Regions from separate parts of the Mus musculus genome. Here region 2 is linked to region 1. A link is a loop called in an ENCODE intact Hi-C map of the cell type or tissue named here. Cell type or tissue: heart. All regions are shown on one strand. Each heading gives the region's core, and the rest is flanking DNA. Links, peaks and the distances in the headings are about the cores only. Region 1 overlaps Rnf214 (ring finger protein 214). Region 2 holds the start of Bace1 (beta-site APP cleaving enzyme 1).

Region 1 (5,376 bases), core at 119-5,118:
TATCTTCAGATACATAGTGAGGATGAGGCCAGTCTGGGTTACAGGCTGCCTCAGCCACCTGTAGATTATGTTGGAAAAGTAGCTTCACAAAAGTTTTAGTCACCGGACAGTGGTGGCGCACGCCTTTAATCCCAGCACTCTGGAGGCAGAGGCAGGCAGATTTCTGAGTTCAAGGCCAGCCTGGTCTACAGAGTGAGTTCCAGGACAGCCAGGGCTACACAGAGAAACCCTGCCTCAGAAAAAAAGAAAAAAAAGAAGTAGTATGTGTGCTTTGTGTATGGACCTCTAGCACCACCCAGACAACAATGAACAAACTGTGCAAACATAATCCAAATCCCTTCACACAGAGATTACCTTTATGCCCAGAGAAAAGGGATAATTGTCACAGTGATAAACTTTGTATTGTACAGTCTTAGGAATGTGCTCATATATATGTATCACAGATGATGAACTTGGTATTATACAGCCTCATATATGTATTTATTCCTGTTGTTATATAGTAAGACAGCAAGTGTCTTAAGAGTTACTATTGCTGTGATGAAACATCATGGCCAAAAGCAAGTTGGGGAGGAAAGGGGTTTATTCAGCTTACACTTTCATATTACTGTTCATCTTGGGAGGAAGTCAGAACAGGAACTCACACAGGGTAGGAGCCTGGGAGGCAGGAACTGCTCAGCCTGCTCTTTCTCTCTTACTTCTTTTGTTTCTTTGGAGACAGGGCCTCTCTATATAGCACTGGCTGTCCTGAAACATATTCTGTAGATCAGGCTGGCTTTGAGCACACAGAGATCCTCCTGCCTTTGCCTCCTGAGTGTTGGGATTAAAGGCATGTACCTAGGAGATTAGTCTGCTTTCTTTCTTTCTTTCTTTTTTTTTTTTTTTTGGTTTTTCGAGACAGGGTTTCTCTGTGTACCCCTGGCTGTCCTGGAACTCACTTTGTAGACCAGGCTGGCCTCGAACTCAGAAATCCGCCTGCCTCTGCCTCCCAAGTGCTGGGATCAGGCTGTGCCACCACTGCCTGGCTAGTCTGCTTACTTGTAGCACCCAGGACCACCAGCCCAGGGATGGATGGCACCATTCACAATGGGCCAGGCCTTTCCCCACTAATCACTAATTAGGAAAATGTTTTACAGGCCAGCCTATAATCTGATATTATGGATGCAATGTCTTAATTGGCGTTGCTTCCTCTCAGATGACTTTAGCTTGTGTCAAGTTGACATAAAACTATCCAGCACAGCAAACAAACAAAAAAAATTCTACTTACAATAAAAACAGAACTATAATAAAACAAGAGCATACTTGTTGGGTGTAGCAAACTCTAGCCTGAAGCAAAAATCCCTTTCTCAGTATCCTTGACAGGTGTTTGTTCAGTCTTTATTGGAGCATCGGTAATAGGGAACATAGTGCTACATAAGCCAGCACATTCCATTTTTCAGTTCTATTGTGTGTGTGTGTTCGTGTGTATACACACAAGTATGCATGCAGATATGTGTGCGTGTGTGTGGAGGTCAGCAGTCAACCTTGAGGTGTCATCCTTAGGCACTGCCCACTTGTGATTTGAGACAGGAGCTCTCATTTGGACCTAGAGCTAGGCTGGCTATCCAGCAAGCTCCAGGGATCCCGTGGTGTTTTGCCTTTCTAGATCCCAGAGTACAAGGGTGTGCCACCGCACCCAGTTAGTTTATGGGGGTTCTAGGAATCACACTCATCATTATGTTTATATATGGCAAGTACTTCACTGACTGAGCTCTCCCCGGTCTCACGTCGTGGCTTTTAAAAGTTATTTTCTGTATATGGGTGTCTCACCTTTATGTCTGTGCACCACTTGTGTCAAGTGTCCTGGAGGCCAGAAGAGGGCGTCAGATCCCTTGGAACTGGAGTTACAGACAGTTGTGAGCCACTGTGTGGGTGTGGGTGTTGGGTATTGAACCTGGGTCCTCTGGAAGGATAGCCAGTGCTCTTAAATGCTGAGCCATCTCTCTAGCCCCATTTTTTTTTTTCAAAGATTCTTAGACCTGTCCTGTGGTGTTAAAGTCTATGTTCATGTAACTTTCTTGCAGAGGTTTGACTTTTACATCAGTAGTTTATGAAATTGACTCTTTTGACTCTTTTTTTTTTTTTAGATAGATTTGTTTATTTATTTATTTATTTATTTATATGAGTACACTGTAGCTGTCTTCAGGCATAACAGAAGAGGGCATCTGATCCCATTACAGATGATCGTGAGCTACCATGTAGTTGCTAGGAATTGAACTCAGGACCTCTGGTAGATCAGTCAGTGCTCTTAAACACTGAGCCATCTCTCCAGCCCTGAAATTGATTCTTTTAATTCTGTTTGATTCCACTAAGTCAGCATATGGATGTATAATCATTGAAATAAACTATCAGGCTGAGAGTACTGGCTCAACATCTGCTGCTAGGATGCTGAGAGAGGATGCTTGCAGCAAGTTTGAGGCCAGCCTGCCATGCCGCATAGGGATCACAAGGCTACATAGGATACATAGTAAAATCATGTTCAAAGTTCCAGAAACACTGAGCATGGAAGTGAATATCTGTTAGGACAGTTTTAAAAGTGATTTTTTTTTTTATCCCAACTAGCTCCAAAATAATGAGACAGAGACTATAAAATTTATTCAGTCAGGCTCTATGGCACAATAGCCGAGCAGTATTAATCTACTTTAATCTTCTAAATTAATCTGGCTGCTTCCCAACCCAAACCCCTGAGCTACTTGGGATTTAGTGTTGATCTGGCTCTCTCTGTTCTGGGTGTGTTCTCCTGCTGGCTCCTGAACCCTTTCCTCATGGCCCCATCCTCTTTCCTATCTCTCCCCCTCCCCTGACTGGGATGGGAAGTCCAGCCCGAGTCTCTGCTATGCTCAGCCATTGGCTGACAAGCTTTTATTGACAAATCAGAGAATAAATGAGGAGTGATGTTTACATAACATTGAGACAGATTATTAGAAATAGCATTACAAAAGCTGGACGTGGTGGCACATGCCTTTAATCCCAGCACTCGGGAGGCAGAGGCAGGCGGATTTCTGAGTTCGAGGCCACCCTGGTCTACAAAGTGAGTTCCAGGACAGCCAGGGCTATATAGGGAAACCCTGTCTCAAAAAACCAAAAAGAAAAAAAAAAAAAAAAAGAAATAGTATTACAGTGCCATGTCCAGATTGCAACCAGATATGGGGGAAGAGAAATCAGTATTTGAGTAATAAAGGAGAATCTTTACACACAATACACAGTAATAATATGCTTGCACATATCTATAATCCAAGTCAGTGGAACTAGATGCAAGGGATCAGGGTTCAAGACCAGCTTTGTCTACATATTGAATTTAAGCCCAGCCTAGGTTATGTAAGACACTATCTCAAAACCAAACCAAATCAAAAAACCTATCAGGCTGGCTGGGTATGTAGCTCAGTTATAGGGTGTTGCTTAGCATGTGCTAGGCTCTTGTTCCGAACCATAGCAACACACACACATATATATATACACACACATAAACAAACACTGAGATTGAAACAAAAACCCCAAAACACTAAAAGCTAACCTTTCTTTCTTTATTTGTGTGACTAATTACATGGGATTTAGGAGATACTAAAGGCCATTCAGGATGTGACCATAAAGCGAGAAGAAACCAAGAAGAAGATAGAGAAAGAAAAGAAGGAGTTCTTGCAGAAGGAGCAGGACCTGAAAGCTGAAATCGAGAAGCTCTGTGAGAAGGGCAGAAGGTATGCTCCTGCTGCACATACAGTCCTGTGGGTGTGCGTGTGTAAACGCTTCTGCTGCACATACAATCATGCGGGCGTGCGTGTGTGTTTGTGTGGCAGGGCCAGTTCCATTGCTTTTATGTGAGAAAGAAACACACATCAGAATTCTCCAGTGACTTAGTAGTCTCAGTACCTACATGACACAAAAGAAAGATGTGCTCAGAGAGTTGGTACTGCTCTGCAGTGATAAGTAAGGGCTGGGCATATAGCTCAGTGGTCCCATCCTGGGCTTAGGCCCCAGCACCTCTTCCCCTGGTTCCAAGTATGTTCATAAGTTTCCTTTATATTTTATAACACCTCTCTCTCTGTCTCTCTCTCTCTCTCTGTCTCTCTCTCTCTCTCTGTCTCTCTCTCTCTCTCTCTGTGTGTGTGTGTGTGTGTGTGTGTGTGTGTGTGTGTGTGTGTGTGTGTGTGTGTGTTTGTGTGCCTGCCTGCCTGTCTGTATCTGTCTGTCTCGGGTCTGGGATTACTACATAGCACTATTTCGTGGCCCAGTTTTAGGTATCTTGGGGATCTAAAATAAGGTTGTTATGCACACATAGCAAATATGAACTGTTATTCTAAAACCTATATCACTTGCTTTATATCCTGAGGGACATTTTTTTCCTCCGTATACTGAGGTCATGGGAATGCTTTGAATGGTTATGCTGTACAGCACCACCAGTGGTGCACTATTGACATTTGTGAAGGGTTATCTAGTGATCGTGTCCTCTTCTTGATAATGTAGCAAGAGCAAAATGGGCCTTGAATTTGGTTGCACTCAGTTTTCCAAGTTGTTTGAAATCAGTGCTTGAAAACTCACAATTGTGAATTCTGTGATAATGTTATTTAAATGCTGCTGACATTCCTTTTATTTATTGAGAAGAACTTGGATGTTGAAAATATGTATGATGATAAGTAAAAAGTAAGTAGCAAGCTCACTTACTGATTCATTTTCCAAAATGAGAGACAGTACCTGTGGCGCCTCCACATGCAGAGGAGACGGTCTGGAGAGCAGAGAGTCCCATTGAGAATGTGGTGAATTGTTAGGAGGTGGTCACTCACTGATCATTCTCAAACAGTCTTGCAGAGCCTTCCCAGCAGAGCACGGTCCTTTGTGTTGATAGTGATCAGAACAGCAGCCTACCCAAGGCAACACTCGCTCTGCCACAGTCTTCACAGCTGATTTGAGGAAGATGAATTATAGACAGACAGGTACTCGGAGCATGTGAGAGCTTAAAGATCTATAGTTTTGTCTATAGTTAGTCTATAATTTTGTCTAGGTCCTGATTTCCTTTCGCTGTGTTTAAATATTTTTGTCAGATTTATTATTTGTGTGTGTGTGCATATGTGTATATATATATGAGTACACTGTAGCTGTCTTCAGACACATCAGAAGAGGGCATTGGATCCCATTACAGATAGATGTGAGCCACCCTGTGGTTGCTGGAAATTGAACTCAGAACCTCTGGAAGAGCAGTCGGTGCTCTTAGCCGCTGAGCCATCTCTCCAGCACCTACTCTCCACTCTTTATGTCTCTAACTACCTTCTCTTCTCTCTGATTGAATAGCTACAAGTAATAATGCTAACGGCTTTACTGAAGACTCTGTTTGTTTGTTTAGGGTAG
Region 2 (5,376 bases), core at 173-5,172, 52 kb after region 1:
GGGATGCAGCAAAACAAACAAACCAGAACAAACAAAGATATGCACACTGAATTAAAATAAAACAAGTGTGTATACCAACCATGCCCTCCTGCCCTGTATCCTGGTCCACCAATGGTCCATTTCAACTTACGCCATGTCAGAATCACCAAGTTACCTCTGATGCCTTCCTTCTTCTCCACCCTCCACACGATGTCCCCAGCCTGCTCGCCTGTTTTGTGACATTCCTTGCATCCTGGCCTCCTTTCTCTCTCCCTCTTACCGCAACCTCACGCCTTCTCCACAGAAAGTGAGCTTCGCGTCTCCCGTAGCTCTATATTCCACTCTCCCTAAGATTCAGACGTCTGCTTGCTTGCTTCATATCATTCTCCAGTACAAATGATCTCAATTTCCCCCCTCAGAGCCGAAGTCCAAACCATATAGCCTGACATTTAAGGCTTTTTGACAGTTGGGCTCCGTTTTATTTACCTAAATTGATCTGGTCTCAGCATAACCCTGCAGTATCAACTGGCCTGGCTTTCACTTGTCTCCTGAACAAACACACATAAGCTCAAACACACAACTCATTCGTCTCTCGTTTCTCATAGTCTCTGGGCCAGAGTGGGGAGCAAGTGAGAAGCAATTACGGTGTGTTGGGAGAAGCGCCAGGTCCTGGCTAGGATGGCCCCATTCCTTTCCACCCTCCAGGACCTCACTCAATGAACACATACTCCATCAAGTCCCTTGAGCCAACTCTACCTTTGGCATCATTATTTCTCCTCATAGATCGGTGCTTCTCAGCCTTAAGACCTGCAGACTCCCAGACTCTGGGGTGGGATCATGAGAATTTACATGTTTAGCGGGTTCTAAAGATAAGAATCTACAGAGCATCACTTTTGTCAAAGGAGTACTTACATTTTACTTCCTTTTTAAAGCCTTTCATGCAGAGGTGTGTCTTCCATTGTTTTGTAGATTAGACCACCAAGCATGGGCAGTAACCCTCCAAATTCCAGAGGTTTGTGTTCATAGAACTCTGCCACCCTCCATCCCATTTCACTGCTTCTGATAGCCCCGTTGGGTAAGAAGAAGGCTCATCCTTCTCACAGGCTGCTGAGGGAAGGAACAAAATAGCCACAGAGCCGAGGCTGGCTGGAACAGGGTCGGGATCAGAGGCACGTGCAACCACAGAGTGCCTCTACTCAGGGTTCCCAGGGCTAGTGTGTGACCTCCAGCCCCCTGCTCTGACTTCTAGCTGGGAGGGGAGGGCACTGACTAGCCCTCAACAGCTACTCTCTGCCAAGGGCTGGGCTGGAGCACCTACATTGCATCTCAGGGGACCAGGGAAGTATGTACTAAATATACTCAACACGGTCCAGATTTTATGCTTCATTGCATAGCACAGAAGAGGCAGAAGTGGCCAGGCCAGTTAAGGAGAAGGAGGTAATATTTATTGGAGGTCAATTAACCCAGGGATTTCTTCTAGGCATGGTCCCCTACGTGGTTTCATTTAATCCTCACAATTGTCTTGCAAAGGAGGCCCCATTTCCCATGTTTTGAAGAGAAGGCAATAGCCAACAAGAGTTATATAAGTTGCTTAAGGTCACACTGCTGGGAAAAGGGAAGGCTAGGGTGCTAGGCAGACCCCCAGATTCTAGCCTGTCTGACCCTAAAGTCCTTGTGGCTTTATCACAGATCTGTGCAGTTGCACAGCACGTCACTAGAGTCCCACGTCTCCACATGTCCCCTTCCCTGACATCTTACCTTCTCTTGGCTCAGACTGAACTCTAGCTCTGACTTGGCTCCGACCCCCGGATTCCATACGACTTCTGGGAAGTTATGGTGTACAGCAAAGAGGAGGGGTGAGTGGGGGAGACCAGGACTTCAGAGCTCCCAAAGCAAGCTTGAGTGGTATAGACCCAGCAAGTAACAAGAAAGCAGGGGTCTGTGGTTCTCCCATATCCAACTGCCTGAGTGAAAGGAAGTGTGACTGTCTCCTCCCTGACCCCAGCGCACACACTCCCATCTTTCCACACCCTCCGTGGACAAGCTTTGTGGACACGGTCCGGAGCCACTGAGGGTAGCTCACAGAGATACACAGGATCAGACTCAAGGTGACACACAGAAGCACACGCAGAATCACACTGCCACCAACCAGTACCCAGACTCGCCCACGGAGGTGGCAGATGCACTCAGAGAGGTCAGCCAGCAACCCCACATGGGCCATAGCTGACTCAAGCCCACACTCCCAGTCAGCACAGGTAGAGGACACAACCTCCACCAGCCACCCCAGGTACCTTGGAAACTGTTGGAAAAGACGGGAAAAGACAGGGAGAAGTCCCTTCCCATGGCTGTGTGCCCATCCGTCTCAGAACCCTTGCAAGGGGTTTCTGGCTCCCCTAGGCTTATCTTTCTCAGACTCAGTACAGCTCTCTTCTGGCCATGTTCTGAGGCATGGGTGGGGGAGGAGCTAGAGTGTAGAGAGTGGGGGTTGGGATAAAGGAGGAAGGGACTAGGGGAAGCCAGAGTCTATTGGGACTTGGAGGCTACATGGATGTTACTAAGACTCTCACTTTGTTGGCTTATGGCAGCCCAGACTTAGAGTAAGGGGCTGATTGATCCAACTGGTGCCAGGATTTTGGGTTCTCAAGAAGATGAAGGTGGGGATCTTAGATACCCCCCCCCCCCCCGCAACACTAGAGTAGGGGAGAGTGTGGAGATGGAATATGAGAGACTCCGGCCACTGACACCTGTTACAGTGTCCCCGTGCCTGGCCCTTCCCCAGGGTCAGCCACCACTGAAGTGCTTTCTTGGGCGTGGGGGGATGGGGCAGTGGGAGTGAGAGGTGAGTAGTCAGTCCTGGGGCTTGGATGCCAGTGAGAGGGGGCGGGAAATGGAAAGGCTACTCCCAACCGGATCCTGGAGGAATAGGAGCGGGCGGTCATTCTGCACCCACTAAACAAACCATTTTATCAGGGCAGGCTGCTTCATCTCTACCCTATCACCCCTCTACCATGCATGAAGGAGGGTTGCTAGATCTGACCACCTTACCGTCTGTGGGGGGCTGCCTACGGTCATCTCCACATAGTAGCCCTGGCCGGACTTTCCCCTCAGGTTGTCCACCATCTCCACAAAGCTGCCTCTCCGGCCAGGCTCCTCCGATTCCTCGTCGGTCTCCCGGGGCAGCCTCAGGCCCAGGGGTGGCCCTGCCAGGCCGCTGCGAAGGGGCAGCCGGATGCCGAGATGGGTTCCCTGGGCAGGCAGCATTCCCGAGCCCACCCATAGCAGGAGCCAGTGCAGCGCTGGGGCCATAGTGAGCCCGGGCCTTGTGGTCCGGTTGGTGACTGTCCCTCTTGCCTGCCCCTAAGTCTGGGTGGTGGTGGCTTCTCTCAGGAGAGCGGCCTCGGCGGCATCAGGACTGCAGAGTCTGCAGGCCCCTCGCTCAGTTCCCGGTCCAGGCGGCGGAGAGTGGGCAGGAGAAATCCGTAGCGCACGAGAGGAGACGACGATGGCGATCCAGGGGACCCAGCTACATCTGGACGCCGGCCGCCAGCGGGGGGATCGGGCCCCTTGTGGGGCTGGGAGGGGCGGGCATGGCTATCCGAGCCCGTAGCTTTCGGGGTCTTCCAGGCGGGCTTTGCAGCTTGGGGACCGACAGGGACTCCGGGCTCCTACGGCTGCGTCGGCTGCTCAGGCCACCATAATCCAGCTCCCAGCTCCCAGCACCTAGGCAGGCTGGGGAGGCGGAAAGGCTTGTGGCGGTGGCTGTCAAAGCCAAAGGGTTTTTGCTTTTCCCTGGGATCTCTGGGAAGTGTAGTCTTCCCATGGCAGACAGCCCAGCTTCCGGAGCTGAAAGGGGTCTGGGATGCCCTCTGCCGAGATGGAGTTCACTCTGCAAGACCCTAGCGGGAAAGCATTTCCTTAGCTCTAGCAGAGCAAGAAGGAACCAATATCATACACTTCTCATCTGCTAGTCCTTCTTTCATTATTTATTTATTTATTTATTTATTTATTTATTTATTTATTTAGGGTACAGGGTCCTGCAAACATACAGTGTAGTCTAGGCTAGCTTCAACTTTGATGCAATTCTCCTGCCTCACTTTCCTGAATCAGCATTGGTTAACACCCCCCCACACCCCCGTGCGCACCCTGTCATGCATGCCAGCCACTTTACCCCTGCACAGGAGTAGAAAAAGAAGCACAGATCCCAAAAAGAGATTAACCGGGGAGAACTGTGATTCTTGCCACAGTGTGATGTTAAGAATTTTGGGGTAAGCTGGAAACCTGCCTCAAAAAACCAATAAATAGAGCTGGGCGTGGTGGCGCACGCCTTTAATCCCAGCACTTAGGAGGTAGAGGCAGGCGGATTTCTGAGTTCCAGGCCAGCCTGGTCTACAGAGTGAGTTCCAGGACAGCCAGGGCTACACAGAGAAGCCCTGTCTCGAAAACCAAAAAAAAAAAAAAAAAAAAAAAAAAAAAGAAAAAAAAGAATAAAATAAAAATCAATAAATAAAATAAAATAAAACAAAATTTGGGGGTATACCCCGGATGTTGAGGCACCTGCCTTTAATCTCAGCAGGAGAATTTCTGTAAATTCAAGGGCAGTTTGTTCTACATAGGTAGTTCTAGGACAGCCAGGACTGCATAGAGAAACTCTGCCTCAAAAAAGAAACAAAAAATGGGCAATCTAGAAGAGGTGACCTTAAAATTGGAAGTGTTTTCAGGAGCAGAGGCTGGAGGAGCAAGGTGAAAGGGACGAGAGTATTCCAGTCAACAAACCAGTCACTGGGATCCGACAGGGAGACCTGCCGCCTCTTCTGTTCAGAGCATTTAACCTGCCCCAGCTATGAGGTGGCCACCTCTTCTATGCCTGAATCCCTTTGTCTTTCTTTTGTTTGTTTGTTTTGGAGACAGGGTTTCTCTGTATAGCCCTGGCTGTCCTGGAACTCACTCTGTAGACCAGGCTGGCCTCGAACTCAGAAATCCGCCTGCCTCTACCTCCCAAGTGCTGGGATTAAAGGCGTGTGCCACCACCCCCCGGCCCGTTTGTGTCTTTGATGGTTTCCTGTCACGAATCCTCATGACCCATCTGATTACTTCCCATCAGTCAGAGTGAGGATCAGTTGCTCTCAAATTGGTATATCACTGGGAGACATTCCAGCATACTCATTGAGATGAAGAGCTTTGGGGCCCTGATAGCTTAAAACTGTGTGACTGTGTCATCATATCATTTATCAGAGGTGGAAAGCCCTCGATAAAATACAGCAGTCATTCTGATTAGGAAAAAAAAAGGTAAACTAGAAGGAAACATCTTAAATAAAGAAGCTGAGGGGCTCTCTGCTCCTCCCTGTTCCAGAGACAGACGCTTCTTCTTGTGCAGTGCCTGGCTCGTCCCGTAAACAA

The links. Peaks named below come from ENCODE experiments on the same cell type or tissue, not always from the same donor. Only the 100,000 strongest peaks of a DNase experiment are listed, where the experiment ranks them.
Region 2: a loop joins it to region 1, with 2.1 times the contacts of the local background. A loop is called at or near these places in 4 of 42 quality-filtered maps.

Annotation. Positions count from the first base shown.
Region 1 is chr9:45,889,159-45,894,534 of GRCm38, reverse strand. Rnf214 (ring finger protein 214) reads left to right here. Exons shown (of 14, transcript NM_178709.5): 6 at 3,592-3,731. Among named protein-coding and RNA genes, the nearest start is that of Pcsk7, 15 kb to the left of the region's middle. In heart, for the core only: no CTCF peak of the experiment used is centred there; no DNase peak of the experiment used is centred there.
Region 2 is chr9:45,836,937-45,842,312 of GRCm38, reverse strand. It overlaps Bace1 (beta-site APP cleaving enzyme 1), which reads right to left and starts at 3,768. Exons shown (of 9, transcript NM_011792.6): 1 at 3,025-3,768. The coding sequence starts at 3,285. It also overlaps the pseudogene Gm7286. In heart, for the core only: a CTCF peak has its summit at 3,860; DNase peaks (open chromatin) are centred at 3,062, 3,212 and 3,752; H3K4me3 peaks cover 2,495 bases; H3K27ac peaks cover 1,690 bases.